Linked DNA regions of Homo sapiens: region 1 is linked to region 2. The links are chromatin loops, found by intact Hi-C in ENCODE. Cell type or tissue: ascending aorta. All regions are shown on one strand.

What was found. Peaks named below come from ENCODE experiments on the same cell type or tissue, not always from the same donor. Only the 100,000 strongest peaks of a DNase experiment are listed, where the experiment ranks them.
Region 1: it touches region 2 in a loop (2.9-fold over the local background); 1 of 110 quality-filtered maps calls a loop at or near these places.

The regions. Positions count from the first base shown.
Region 1 is chr4:99,293,717-99,296,216 of GRCh38, reverse strand. All of the region lies in intron 7 of LOC100507053 (a long non-coding RNA gene), which reads right to left. Among named protein-coding and RNA genes, the nearest start is that of ADH1A, 4.0 kb to the right of the region's middle. In ascending aorta, no CTCF peak of the experiment used is centred here; no DNase peak of the experiment used is centred here.
Region 2 is chr4:98,939,018-98,941,517 of GRCh38, reverse strand. No RefSeq gene overlaps it. Among named protein-coding and RNA genes, the nearest start is that of EIF4E, 11 kb to the right of the region's middle. In ascending aorta, a CTCF peak has its summit at 1,505 (motif pointing left); no DNase peak of the experiment used is centred here; H3K27ac peaks cover 1,250 bases.

The DNA.
Region 1 (2,500 bases), 350 kb before region 2:
TGACCATTCAGGAGCAGATAATTTAATTTTCATGTATTTGCGTGGTTTTGAGGGTTCCTTTTGGAGTTTATTTCAAATTTTATTCCACTGTGGTCTGAGAGAGTACTTGCCATAATTTCAATTTTCTTAAATTTATTGAGACTTGTTTTTTCACCTATCGTATGGTCTACCTTAGAGAATGTTCCATGTGCTGATGAACAGAATGTATATTCTGCAGTTGTTGGGTAGAATGTTCTATAAATATCCAGTAAGTCCATTTGTTGTAGGCTGTAGTTTAAATCCATTGGTTCTTTGTTGACTTTCTGTCTTGATGACCTGTCTAGTGCTGTCAGTGGAGTATTGAAGTCTCCTACTATTGTTGTATTGCTGTCTATCTCATTTCTTAGGTCTAGTAGTAATTGTTTTGTAAATTTGGGACCTCCAGCGTTAGGTGCTTATATATTTAGGATTGTGATATTTTCCTGTTGAAATAGTTCTTTCTTTTATCATTATATAATGTACCTCCTTGTCTTTTTTAACTTCTGTTGCTTTCAAGTTTGTTTTGTCTGATATAAGAATAGCTACTCTTGCTTGCTTTTGGTTTTCATTTGCATGGAATATCTTTTTCCACCCCTTTACCTTAAGTTTATGTGAGTCCTTATGTGTCAGGTGAGTCTCTTGAAGACAGTAGGTACTTTGTTGGTGAATTCTTATCCATTCTGCCATTCTATATATTTTAAGTGGAGTATTTAGGCCATTTACATTCAACGTTAGTATTCAGATGTGAGGCGCAATTCTATTCATCGTGCCATTGTTGCCTGTATACTTTGTTTTTTTTTTCATTGTGTTGTTGTTGTATAGGTCCTGTAAGATTTATGCTTTAAAGAGGTTCTGTTTTAATGTGTTTCCAGGATTTGTTTCAAGATTTGGAGCTCCTTTTAGCAGTTCTTTTAGTGCTGGCTTAATAATGATGAATTCTCTCAGCATTTGTCTGAAAAAGACTGTAACTTTCCTTCATTTATGAAGCTTAGTTTTGCTGGACACAAAATTCTTGGCTGGTAATTGTTTTGTTTAAGGAGACTAAAGAAAGGACCCCAATCCCTTCTAGCTTGTAGGGTTTCTGCTGAGAAATCTGCTGTTAATCTGACAGGTTTTCCTTCATAGGTTACTTGATGCTTTTGCCTCACGGCTCTTACGATTCTTCCCTTTGTCTTGACTTTAGATAACCTGATGACTATGTGCCTAGGCGGTGATCTTTTTGTGATGAATTTCTCAGGTGTTCTTTGAGCTTCTGATATTTGGATATCTAGGTCTCTAGCAAGGCCAGGGACGTTTCTCTTGTTTATTCCCTCAAATATGTTTTGCAACTTTTAGATTTCTCTTCTTCTCCAGTAACACCAATTATTCTGAGGTTTGGTCATTTAACATAATCACAAATTTCATGCAGGCTTTGTCCTTTTTTAAATATTCTTTTTTCTTTGTATTTGTTTAATTGTGTTAATTTAAAAGCCTTGTTTTTTAGAAGTTCTTTTTTCTACTTGTTTGACTCTATTGCTGAGACTTTCCAATGCATTTTGCAATTCTCTCTGTCCTTCGTTTTCAGAAGTTTTGATTGTTTTTCTCTTATGTTATCTATTTCACTAGATATTTTCTCATTCACACCCTGTATTGTTTTTTTGATTACTATAAGTTGGACTTCACCTTTCTCTGGTGCCTCCTTGATTGGTTTGATAATCAACCTTCTGATTTCTTTTTATGGCAATTCAGAGATTTCATCTTGGTTTGGATCCACGGCTGGTAATCTAGCGGGATCTTTTGGGGGTGTTGAAGAATCTTATTTTGTCATATTACCAGAATTGTTTTTCTGGTTTCTTCTCATTTAGGTAGATTACATCAGAGGGAAGATCTAGGACTCAAGGGCTGCTGTTCAAATTCTTTTGTCCTATAGGATGCTCCCTTGATGTGGTGCTCTCCCCTTTTCCCAAGAGATGGAGCTTCCTGAGAGCTGAACTGTAGTTATTGCTTTTTCTCTTCTAGATCTAGCAACCCAGTGGAGCTACCTGGCTTTGGACTGGTACTGGGGAGTGTATTCAGAGTCCTGTGATGTGATCCATCTTCAGGTTTCTTGGCCATGGATACCAGCACCTTCTCCAGTGGAGGTAGCAGGAGAGTGGAGTGGATTCTGTGAGGGTCCTTGGATGTATTTTTGTTAAGCGTGCTGGTTTTGTGTTCGTTGGCCTCCAGCCAGGAGGTGACGATTTCAAGAGCACCTCAGCTACGGTAGTCTAGGGAGGATCAGGTCGTGGGCAGGACCATAGCACCCCCAATAGATTATGTCCTTTTCTTCAGCTACCAGGCTGGGTAGAGAAAGACCATCAACTAGGGGCAGGGCTAGACATGTCTGAGCTTAGACTCTCCTTGGTCAGGGCTTGCTGTGGCTGATTTGGGAGATGAGGGTGTAGTTCCCAGGCCAATGGAGTTATGTTCCCAGTGGGATTACAGCTGTCTCTGCCGTGTCACA
Region 2 (2,500 bases):
GTATGAGGTTGAAGTAGCCTCTGTGTAAGGTCATGTTTTTTGCTATCTTTTGTGATAGTTCTTGTTATTAGGCATACATGCGTGACAACCCTCCTTTCAAGGCCTTCCATTTGCCAGGGTTTTACACAAATGATTCCATTTTCATTCTGACAAGTTTTATTATATAAACTGAAATTACATTGCATATAGTATTTCATGAAATTACCAAAGCACAAAAAGTTTGATAACTGGCTGGGTGCAGCGGCTCAAGCCTGTAATCTCAGCACTTTGGGAGGCTGAGGCAGGCAGATCGCCTGAGGTCAGTTGGAAACCAGCCTGGCCAACATAGTGAAACCCCATCTCTACTAAAAATACAAAAATTAGCCGGGCATGGCGGCCCATGCCTATAATCCCAGCTACTTGGGAGGCTGAGACAGGAGAATCGCTTGAACCCGGGAGGTGAAGGTTGCAGTGAGCCGAAATCGCGCCACTGCACTGCAGCCTGGGTGGCAGAGCGAGACTACGTCTCAAAGTTTGATAATTTATTAATCAGAGTATGAGGCTACCATATGTTGATAATGAGAATGTTAATTCAATCTCTTCCCAGGATATTTTATAATATCTATGAAAATCACACATGCACACCTAATAATTTGTCTTTTTTTTTTTTTTTGAGACAGAGTCTCACTCTGTCACCCAGGCTGGAGTGCAGTGGCATGATCTTGGCTCACTGCAATCTCCTCCTCCTGGGTTCAAGTGATTCTCCTGCCTCAGCCTCCTGAGTAGCTGGGATTACAGGTGTGTGCCATCACGCCCAGCTAATTTTCTTGTGTTTTTAGTAGAGACGGGGTTTCACCACGTAGGCCAGGCTGGTCTCAAACTCCTGAGCTCAAGTGATCCACTTCCTCGGGCTCCTAAAGTGTCAGGATTACAGGCATGAGCCATGGCGTCCGTCTTAATAATTCCTCTTCTCAAGTCTATTCCAATGACTTGTGTATAATGGAAAGTTATGGAACCATTCTTTGCATTAGAAAAAATGTTTTTGTTTTTGTTTTTTTTTTAAAAAAAAACACACATAAAAGACTCCAAGATACTGGTTAGATGAATTATTCCTTATCTATGAAATGAAATAATTTGCAGTCAATGAAAAGAATTAGGCAGCTTTCTATATACTTATATGAAAGCATCACCTACAAATATGTAAAAAGAAGTAACACAAAGCATGTACAGTACACTCCCATTTGAGCTGTTTTTTTTTTTTTTTTAGTACATACATATATACTCAAAAATAAGTGGTAGTACAGAGATAAGATTGTTTTAGGCTCATGCAGAGAAGTCATCGGCTCAACAGTTAAGGAGTAAAATTTATTCTATCTCCTACTTTACATTCCTTATTTCTCCATTTCCCCCTCCATGTTGACTGCAGCCAGTTTAAGTATTCACATAAAAACAACTTCTCTCAAGAAAATGCTCTTAATTCCAGTCGACTTTCTCAGGATTGTGGAAACCTTCCCAGAAGCCCTCTAGTGGACAAAACTTTTACACCTTACATTGGCCTGTTTTTGGAGACCAATGAAATAAGCAATAGGATTGCCACAAATAGTTTAGGCCAGTAGTTCTCAACCTGAGATGATTTCACTGTCTAGGAGTCACTTGGCAATATCTGGAGTATTTTTAGTTGTCACACCTTAGAGAAAGGGTGCACTGGCATCTAAAGGATAGAAGCCAGGGATACTGCTAAACATCTCACAATACATAAAACAACTTCCACAACTAAGAATTATCTGACCCTAAATGTCCACAGTATGGTGACTTCTGACTTAGACTAATCATTGTGAGAGACTCTTGTTGAGAAGTCATCCACCATGACCACTACGATAACCTTGACTTGTATAAAGTGAAGTGTCTGCATTCACCCTTTCAGTTATGACTCCTTCTAATTTTCCACCCAGGTCATGTGCCTCCAATAATGGTGTAAGGGGAACCATGAGGCAAGTCCCAGTAGAACCACATGGTTAGAGTGAGAAGGAATAGGTCCCCAAAAGATCAGAATTGCAAGTATTACAAAAAGAAAGCTGAACTATAGATATATAGATGTCCACTACACTAAGACAGTGAGAATGAAGAGGAGAGGGAATACTTGAGAACATAAAAATATGGCCAGGCATGGTGGCTCACATCTGTAATCCCAGCACTTTGGGAGGCTGAAGCAGGTGGATCATTCGAGGTCAGGAGTTCAAGACCATCCTGGGCAACATGGTGAAACCCTGTCTCTAATAAAAATACAAAAATTAGCCGGCATGGTGGGGCGCGCCTGTAGTCCTAGCTATTAGGGAGGCTGAGGCACAATAACCACTTTAACCCAAGAGGCGGAGGTTGCAGTGAGCCAAGATTGAGCCACTGCACTCCAGCCTGGGCAACAGAGGGAGACTCCGTCTTGAAAAATAATAATAATAATAATTGCTAAACCTTGCTGATTTACTGGATGTGGAGGATGAAAGAGTGACCATCATTGGAGAGA